Regions from separate parts of the Homo sapiens genome. Here region 1 is linked to region 2. The links are chromatin loops, found by intact Hi-C in ENCODE. Cell type or tissue: ascending aorta. All regions are shown on one strand. Region 1 holds the start of ST6GALNAC5 (ST6 N-acetylgalactosaminide alpha-2,6-sialyltransferase 5). Region 2 overlaps ST6GALNAC3 (ST6 N-acetylgalactosaminide alpha-2,6-sialyltransferase 3).

Region 1 (5,000 bases), 440 kb after region 2:
GTGCTTGATAAATTTGTGTTGAATCTATAGTACTCTGTCTTTTATTGCCTAGTCATGAACTTGTCTCAACACACGTGCATACACACACACATATTAGGTTGTGAGCTCTTAGAGGAGAAGGTCTGTCTTATTCACCACTGTATTCTCTAATACAGAACCACCAAATAAGTGGCAATCATTAATGATCATCAAATTGAAGTAAATTCTATGACTTGTTTTCTTTATCTCGTTTCCCTCACCCTATCTTGTCCATTTGGCTCTCAAGCCAGAATGCCTGAAATGGCTGCATTAATCTAATCAAATATGTAAAAGCCAAGACCTTGAAATCTTTCAAATCAAGCTCTGAATTACATTTTTAAATTTACCCTGGCCATTTCATAAGTAGATTTAGCAACTAGCTAACTGCTATCCCAGGAGGGGAAAAAAAAACCCATAAGCTTAATGAATTTGGTCAGACATACAGTGTAACAGATGTCCAACATGCTGCCATGAACTTAAATCATAGATATGATGCCTCTGTTTGGCATGGCAAAATATATTAGAACTGTTTCATCAGTCACTGGGCAACTTGCTAGATGGAGGGGGAATAATCCTGAAAAATGCAGGAGCTGCTTCTAATAGCATCTAAAAGGATCCCTGGAGAAACACAGATAATCTGCTTGCAGTGATTCATCAAGTTGGTCCTTTGTTTCATTAATTTGAGTGTCAAGTGCAACCATACAATAAAGAATTGCCAAGACCTGGTAAGATTCTCCTCTGGCTGCTGCTTTTCCTGCCCTAACAACTGGTACTATTCATGCCTAAAGCACAAACTGAATAAATAGTTTCAAGGCTGGCAATGTTGGACAGTGCTTCCTATTTTGCTTTTCCTTGAAAGGCTAAATCGTGTGCTTTCTTGCCCTCTCCCAAACACGTTGCACTGATATTCATTATTGCACCAATAATTTTAACTTTCTTAATACTAAGTATGGAAGGATGCCTCATAAGATAAAAATAGTTCCTGTTGTATCATCAGTCCAGCAATAGATTAGGGAAGATTAAAAATGGATTGTAATGCCTTCTTTGGCCTTGAGAAAGCTCTTATTGTGCCCATGGTTCAGTAGGCCTGCTGATCATTTCCATCTTAATGTAATCTTTAACATTACACTGCTACAGGTGAGATGTTAAGTAATACATTAAGACAACTATTTTCACTGAGCAATTTCACAAGAAATATGTTTTTAGCTAAATTAGACATTTAACAAATGCCATTTGTAATTCAATGCAGAGGAGACAGCATCCTTAAAACAAGCTATTGATGTGACTTTCCCAACATAAAACAATACTTATGTTTTTTTAATTTTAATTGAAGTCCTGAATGTGAAACTATCGCCGTCAGTGCAGTAGACCAACGGAAAGCACCAAATACCTTAGGATTATGAAATAAGCCATATGCAGTTTTATCTCTAGCAGACAGAAATTCTTCATCCAAATTAGGAAGAATCTACAGGTCAAGTTAATCATGTAGCTGTGACGTGCTGAATGTTTTTAAAACTTTAAGATCATTTAGATGAACACTAGGAAACTCAGAGGTCAGGCAGAAATGTAAATTGTAATATTCAATGAAAATAATAAATGAAATAATTGAGATGAAATATTATCTAAAGAATGCATGAGAATAACTGAATCTGATAAAGTAAAATTAAAATTAAGAGAGAAGAGAAAATAAGAAAGTGAGCAATTGAAAAACGGAATAATAAATAATTTTTTAAGAAAAATAATTTCATCATGTATTTCTCTATGCTACGTACATAAACGCAAACGCTATAAATAGAGTTATTGACATTTGGGAGGTTGATTTGTTTTTATCAACATCGCAAAACAGAAAATTTAGGTTGCAGATTTTCACATGGCTATCACGTTCAGAATCCAATCAGGTTCTCCTTCTTTACTACTTGATGACTTCTTTAAAGATAAATAAGCCCGCGGACCAAGAAGTGGGTACACTGGCTCGGTTAACTCTCTCTCCCCAGAAATTTCACTACTGAAAAGATTATTATTTGGGGGCGGGGAAGGGGATGTAGAGGTCTTTAGGACCCAGCAGGCGGCGGCAGGCGGCAGTTGTGTAGATCGCTGAGAGACTACGAGGGTCCGGTTCAGTTTTAATTCTGTCTCTAATCTCTGCAACAGCCGCGCTTCCCGGGTCCCGCGGCTCCCGCGCGCGATCTGCCGCGGCCGGCTGCTGGGCAAAAATCAGAGCCGCCTCCGCCCCATTACCCATCATGGAAACCCTCCAGGAAAAAGTGGCCCCGGACGCGCGAGCCTGAGGATTCTGCACAAAAGAGGTGCCCAAAATGAAGACCCTGATGGTGAGTCAGTTGTGGCAACTCCACCGGGCAAAGAGGGGGATCCCCGGGCTCAGGGTCCACGGGACGCACCGTGGAGACTCCGAGACGCCTAACCCTGGGCCGCGAGGTCGCCTGTTACAAAGGGACAACTTTCTACCCGCTCCGCGTTCCCTCCCGATTCTCCAGCTCTGCCTGGCTCGGAATCCCAGAGCCAGGATGGGAACTCGGGGTTGCCTCGCCTCCTAGATCTCCGGCGAGAGGTCCGAGGGGGTGGCGGAGAGCTGCAGGAGCGATGGAGGAGTGGGCAGATTGCTCAAGGGATGGGGGTGCCCAAAAGCAACAGCCTGCCAAAAACTAAGAGGGACGGGGAGGGGGGACCTTTGCAGACTTTCTTCGTTTTCTTAGATTTCAAACTTGCAAGGATCGCAAGGATCCAGGGCCCCAGGAAAGGAGGGGTGTGAAGGACTCAAAATTCCAGCAGCTTGGCTGGGGTGGCTGCGCCAGACGGGCCCTTCCCCAAAGTGCAAACCCACCCCTGTCCTCGGCCCCGGCGCGCTCCCTCCCTCAGCCCGGGGCCGTACACCACCTGCCCTCTACCGAGAGATCTGGGCGGCGGCGGCCGAAAGCAGCGACGCGCCCGGAGCATCCCTTGCGATACGCTAGGGGACGGTGCTTTCTCTGTCCCAGTTGCGTGCGGCGGGGCTGGGGCCCAGGCCGCCCCAAATCTCCCCCACTAGAGTGACCACCGCACAGTTGTCCCCGCTGGGCGCGCTCCTCCGGTGTCTGCGCTCAGCCGCTCTCCTCTTCTCTCTCCCGCCCGCCCGCAGCGCCATGGTCTGGCAGTGTGTTTAGCGCTCACCACCATGTGCACCAGCTTGTTGCTAGTGTACAGCAGCCTCGGCGGCCAGAAGGAGCGGCCCCCGCAGCAGCAGCAGCAGCAGCAGCAACAGCAGCAGCAGGCGTCGGCCACCGGCAGCTCGCAGCCGGCGGCGGAGAGCAGCACCCAGCAGCGCCCCGGGGTCCCCGCGGGACCGCGGCCACTGGACGGATACCTCGGAGTGGCGGACCACAAGGTGACAGCATGCCCGCCAGCCCGCTCGCCACTCAGCCTGGGGATCCCGCACACCTGAGCCTTCCCCCTTTCCCGGGGCTGGGAGGCGCTGTGAGTAGGTGCCGTTCGAAGGCTGGAGGGGAGTGGACCCGCTGGGGTAGGGTGGGCTAGTTCCAACTTGGTATGAATTCTTATTTGGAGAAAGACACAAAGTTTTGTAGAAAATAGGGGTGAGGTGCGTGGACCCCAAAGCCTAATTTCCCAGCAGAAATCGGCCCTGGAACTAGAACTCCCTGATCCCCAGAATTGCAGCTGCGGATGGAGGTCCGGTTCCTGAAGCCTCGGGTTTGGCCGCCGAGTCGCTGCCTGGTGGGAGGAAACTGGGGTTGGCGCGGGTACCAGCCTGAGCGTTCCTCTGACCCGGAACCGGAGGGTGAGCGCAGCCAGCCCGCGGCCACTGCTCGGGATCCAGCGTTCCCCTCTGATCTCTCCAGCGCATTGCTTTGGGCTGAATTCTCTCAGCCCTGGGGAGTGGTGCCCAGGCAGGCATGGAAGACTTGAGGGACACACTCAGCTTCCATTGGTTTGAAACTCATCATTGTGAGCCTGTCTTCCTCTGCCTTCCGGGAAGCTGCTGCATGGGGTGGCTAATAACTAATAAGATGAATTTTTTAAAATTGGGCCTCCTTTCCCTGGAATAATAAATATCTGGTTTCAGTGTGTGAAGCCTCTGGGAGAATCCTAATCAAGTTTGCTGATTCTGAAGATATTTTAATACAGTTTAAATGTATCCGCCATTATTTGAAGCTGCTCGTATGTTTTTATTAAAACACAATTCCACTCTCTATCTGCTTTATAAAGCTAGAGGATTTCTTGAAATCTCCCAATTATTCTTTTTATTTTACTAAATTTTGTGGTTGTGAACCGAAGTAATATATAGTAGATGCTCCTTTTGTGTGCAAAGGTCACTCTAACCATGCGTGAAAAAGCCAAACTTTTTAAAAAGTGGCATTCAAAATATTGCCACACACCTGTTTAATGCATAATGCTAAGGATTTGAAAGGTATAAAAGAATTTAAGGCAGGACCCAGTCTTACGGATCTTTAAATACCTGAGGACAGAACAATATACCATGAAATGTGTGTAGATGGATAAACCAATAGATAAAAATGTGTAATAAATGCTAGATATGAACAGTACTGTAGGGGTGCAAAAATGAGAACGATGACTTCCCTGGAAAGATCAAGGAAAGCTTCTTTGAAAAAGTGGAATTTTGCAATGAGAAGAATTCAGGGAAGCAAAAAAGGAGGAATCAATTTCATTAGGAAGTGATTATTTATTTATTTATTTATTGTTGTGGCAGGAGCAGGGGTTGGGGGGTAGGGGTGTTAGTAGACTTAAAATCCAAAAGCAGAAGGCTATCAATTTTACAATTACAGCTTTTGTTTCCGCTCTTAGTTGTTGATTGATTACATGCTTTGTATCTGCATGTGCAAGCAACCGATAAGGGCTGGAGTTCTAGGAAAGTTTAGACATTAGCTTCTGACTGTAGATGGCTGTGGTGTTTATGTGTAACTGGTGTATGATGGATATACTGAGATCATGGATTTCCATGGCTATTG
Region 2 (5,000 bases):
CTAGAGGTGGAAAAACAATTGAATAAAGGATTCAGGCAAACTTGCAAAAAGTTATCATGGGGGTCTTTAATCGCTTAAAGAAAAAAATGCATCCACTCAGAAACAGTGCAATTAAGTTACAAGTTTAAGGCTGTTTTTTCTGCTGTTGTTTTACAAAAAGGTGCTAGTATTGAAGCTGTCTTATCCAAGAGATCATCATTGCACTCAAGGAACTGGTCTGACTGATTTTTATTCTTCAACACATGGACCAGTTGTTTAAACAGAATTGATTTCTGATTTCTTTGGTATCCAGGGGAAACAGCAAAAATGTCTCATTCTTATTTGGATTAGTAGAACAGCGGTTCTCAAACGTGAGCTTGCATCAGAATTACAAGGGGTGCTGATTAAAACACAGATTGCTGGGCTCATTCCTGGACTTTCTGGGTTGGTATGCTTGGATTGAGGCCCAAGAGTTTGCATTTCTAACAGAATTCCAGGCAATGTTGCTGCTGGTCCTGGGATCACACTTCAAGAACTACCGTGATAAAGAATTCTAAGATATCAAGTCACATTCAATTATTTTGAACATTTGGTCCTATAATCTTTATTCTATTGGCATATTGTTGCACGAACATCTAGCACTATTTTTGTTATGATATTTTTCACGGCGAGGAGTTTTTTAACCTCCTGTGAAAGTCCTACTGCAACTCTGTCATTTTATTCTTCACTTTCTTAAGATCTTGCTCCTCTGTAATTATACCAGATGGTGCTGCTCAGTAGCTTATAAGGGAGTGATGCTTCATCATTCTAGACAGAGAGACAAATCACTCTGTTCTCTGACTTTTGAATCAAGAATCAACATTTGTGTGTATGTTCAACCTGCTATTTGCTTTGCAATTTTGCTCATTAGGTATTTATTACCCTGACAGTGTATGAGTTAGTCATTTTCCTTCTGCCGTGTAGTTCAGATTAGCACTGTTTGACAACTGCCATCATCACAGCATTACCTCCAATAATATGTAATTTCTTTTTTGCCTATGTTATCTGGGTGAGGTAGTTATCTAGGAAGTATATCTACAAACGGAAGATCACAAACAGCATTCAGTTCTCTGACTTATCATGTTAGAAATGGATAACTAGGGCCATTTCCTTGGAGTTTCTAGCCCTGCGATTGGCATTGCTGAAAAGAAAGGAATATTATGACCAAAGCCAAGCGTTCTTTTTCATTTATTGTATGCTTTTTTTATGAAGAAGGTGGTATGAGGGAAGCATACAATTTAATGAGAAGCATTGAAAAAGAACAGAAACATTTATTAAGCTCTACTGGCAAAATGGATAGGCAACCCTTTACAGAAACATGGAAACCATGCAGAGCAGAGAACTGGTTAAAATTTAGAATGTGGAAAACAGTCTTATCTGAGATATTCAACAATTGGAGCAAAAACATATTTTCTTTTTCTTTATAATCTTCACTAAAAGGAGAACTAAAGTTATTACTAGATAACTCATGCAAAGGCACTATTACAGGCATGTAATAACATTCTTCTGACGTGAATAGGTTGTTTATTCTCTCCTAAAATACTTCTCTACACAGTTTTAATATTAAACTTATGAAATTTTCTTGAACTTTTGTTGATTGGAGGGTAGTAGAGAGAGAAGGGGATATAGTTGGGAGCTTTTGGGAAGGATTGTCAATCTATCTTAATTCTTCTAGTTGATAGTAGATTTTTGACCATTAAATCTTTACTAACAAAGGTGTTAATATCCTCGTAATGAAATGAGTGTCCTACACTACATCAGCTGTATCATTGTGGAGGTACAAAAGCTCCGAAGGTAAATGCAAAACAAAGAATGGTTGCTATTCCAAGGTGACTTTTTCATGACATGTTCTATATTTCTGATATGTCTTCTAGTCTTAACCTGTGAGTTCATAGCAAACACAGTTGGTTTTATTTAGGAGTGCATTAAATTTTATTCCATTGAGCAAATTTCACTTTTGCTTCATAGTGATTGTAATTAATTTGCTCTTTATCTTCTCTTTATCTTTACTTCACTCATTACTCATCTGACAGCTCGCCATCCCATCTTAATTGGGAGAGAAGACCCTTCCAAAAGTGAACCATTGGCAGTTCTGTCATCTGGAAAGAGATACATAAAATGTGTTAAGAAACAGAAATGACTATATAACTGGTTCATCATATTTCCTTAGCAGGTGGATTCTTGGTGGGCAAAGATCATGTTCCTGGTGCTTTTGCTGCCAAGCACATTGTGGGTGTTCAATAAATATTAAATAATAAGAAGAGTTTCCTAATTAAGATGAACATTTTTCTCTATTAAGCAGATGGTGCTCAATAGGAGTAACCCATTATTTATAAGTATGACACAAGGTGCTGGCAATTGTTGAGGAAATGTGGCTCTCACTTCAGATGCTGATTATATGTTAAAGCAAACTTTTGTGACAAACAGCTTGGTCGATATTAGTTAATGTTTGTGATTAAAACTGTTACTAAAGATGGACTTGTGTATGTAGGTCTGTAATTCTGCTGTTTTGATTCTTAATATTGGCTTCACCTATTCAAGTATTTCTGGCTATTTGATGCAAGGCAAGTTTGGGCAAATCAGTGTATACCTGATTTTACCCCATAGGTTCACCATTTGATTTGAATTCTCATCCTTGTCTGATTTCTAAAGAGATTTTTGTTTTGAGTCCTTTGAGTCTCTTTGTGGTTGCTAAAGCTAGATGTGAACACCTCCGTGATATTTGCAATGCTTATATTCGTAGCTGAAATCTCAGTGGAACTAAGGAGAGTTAATTAGGCATTCCCAAAAATACACATCGTTTTATGATTTTGCAGATCACCCCGATGAAAATAACAGTTTAATTTTGTCAAGTCATGTAAATTATAGTGAGAGGGATGATGAGAGTTCTCAGCTCTTTGGAGAAGTTAATTTTGTTGTCAGCACATCCACATTTCAAAAATCACAAACTAGAGGCAGAACTTTTCAGTGCCAGTGAGATTTGGTGATCAGATACTGTTTTCATTTCTAATGTCTGCCTTCTGTATAGCGCCTATGCAAATAGGGGCTTTCAAGGATGCAAAAGTAGCAACTTCCCCTATTAGGAGCGTAACTAGCAGCTGCTGTGTTTCTCATAAAAGAGAAAACATCCTGTTTACTAACATACAACCATACGCCCTCACCCGCGTACACTCACACCAAGCTCTTTTTTTAAGGCAGAGCTTTTATTTTGGTTTGAGATAGGCAGCACAGAAATGCAGTCTTTTACAAACATTCCTTGAGCACATATCCCCTGGGTGCTAAGTAGGTGTCAGTCATTGTTCTAGATGTGGGGAATCCACTGATACTTGAAACACATTCTCTAATTTTACTGGGAACTCGTCGGAACTTCTGACATTCATTGGCAAGTTCTTTGCATCTGGTCTCACCTCCTTATTTTTAATATTTATAAACCATGTTCATCAGGATGTCAGTAGAGAAGAAATGAAAGTAGCTGAGAAACCTTGCCGAGAGAGACCAAATCTCAAAGTGAACTAAAAATGTCTTGACCACAAGGATAGAAAGTGAACTAAGATATGTTCTTGAGGCAGCAAAAATAAGTATTGTGCCAAAATCCAGGCTTTACCTCAGTGTCAGATAATCAATGGACTAGAGATTTCACTGTGTTGCCCACAGCCCTGTTAAGAAATCAAGACCATGTGCTTTGTCTATAATCCTGGAGTCAGCCCAGAAGATGAGCTCATAAATATGTTAGCTTAAGTAAAGTTTATGATAATATAGACGATGAATCATCTTCCTGTTTTGAAAAGCATATATTCTATAACTCAGGATTTCTGGAGTCCCTCCAGAAATCTACATGACTTTTGCCCCATTTTCTTTAGGTCTTGATTCAAATGTCGCCTTATAAGAGAGCCCTTTTTTGACAACACTCTCCCACCCCCAACTCTCCCTTTTCTGCTTTTCAAACTCTATTTTCCTTTATGTTACTTGTTATGGCCTGATATGTGTTTGCTATTTTCTGTCTTCCCTTATTAGACTGTAAGCACCATGAGGGCATAACTTGTTGTTTACCTCTCTGCCCCCTCAAATAGCATCTGACACACATAGGTGACACTACCCAGTTGTTGAGTGGGTAACATGAGGTTGTTTGGGATTGTTAGTTCATTATCCTAGGCCTACACAGGGTCAGCATCACCAATATCGCTGTCTTCCACCTTCACATCTTGTCTCACTGGAAGATCTTCAGAGACAACAACATGCATGGAGCTGTCATCTCCTATGATAGCAATGCCTTCTTGTGGAATACTGCCTGAAAGACCTGCCTGCAGCTGTTTTACAGATATATATATATATATCTGTACATATATATATATATAGGGAGAGAGAGAAAGAGAGAGAGAGAATGCCCTCTAAAATAATGATGAAAAATAAAGTAAATACATAAGCCTAGTAACATAGTTGTTTATTATCATTATCAAGTATTATATACTGTACATAATTGTATGTGTTATACTTTTATATGGCTGGACATGCAGTAGTTTACCTAAACCAGCATCACCACAAACACATGAGTAATGCGTTGTACTATGATGCTATGACAGTTACGACATCAGTTGGCTATAGGAATTTTTCAGCTCCGTTTATAATCCTATGAGACCATGGTCATATATGCGGCTCATCTCTGACTGAAATGTCACTGTGTGGCACATGATTGTTTAACTTTCATGAGAGATTCTGATAACCAGGGGAACATTGAGGTGATATAATTTAATCCAAAAAAGTAGATGTTTCAAATAAGATTTTGTATTGGGTAAATAAATGATTACTGTTTGGCTTTTTGGAATTTCATGCATAGCTCAAGAATCTCTGTTGCCAACTTCATGGTCTCCTTAGTGGTACAGAGATCTCAGCAAAGAAACTCAGAAGTGAGCACAACACACTTATTTAATGGGTAAGGAAACCTAAGACCAGGGCAAATCTAGTGACTTTCTCAAGTCCCACCT

Evidence for each region. Hi-C counts contacts between places; a loop is a spot of excess contacts. Peaks named below come from ENCODE experiments on the same cell type or tissue, not always from the same donor. Only the 100,000 strongest peaks of a DNase experiment are listed, where the experiment ranks them.
Region 1: a loop joins it to region 2, with 2.4 times the contacts of the local background. A loop is called at or near these places in 2 of 110 quality-filtered maps.

Annotation. Positions count from the first base shown.
Region 1 is chr1:76,865,343-76,870,342 of GRCh38, forward strand. It overlaps ST6GALNAC5 (ST6 N-acetylgalactosaminide alpha-2,6-sialyltransferase 5), which reads left to right and starts at 2,138. Exons shown (of 5, transcript NM_030965.3): 1 at 2,138-2,348; 2 at 3,155-3,400. The coding sequence starts at 2,334. RefSeq lists an enhancer at 3,013-3,222. In ascending aorta, CTCF peaks have their summits at 2,085 (motif pointing right) and 2,941; DNase peaks (open chromatin) are centred at 2,189, 3,159 and 3,829; H3K4me3 peaks cover 3,782 bases; H3K27ac peaks cover 2,935 bases; H3K27me3 peaks cover 295 bases.
Region 2 is chr1:76,422,209-76,427,208 of GRCh38, forward strand. The region is part of intron 3 of ST6GALNAC3 (ST6 N-acetylgalactosaminide alpha-2,6-sialyltransferase 3); the gene reads left to right. Among named protein-coding and RNA genes, the nearest start is that of ST6GALNAC3, 350 kb to the left of the region's middle. RefSeq lists an enhancer at 3,401-3,640. In ascending aorta, no CTCF peak of the experiment used is centred here; no DNase peak of the experiment used is centred here; H3K4me3 peaks cover 1,679 bases; H3K27ac peaks cover 3,966 bases.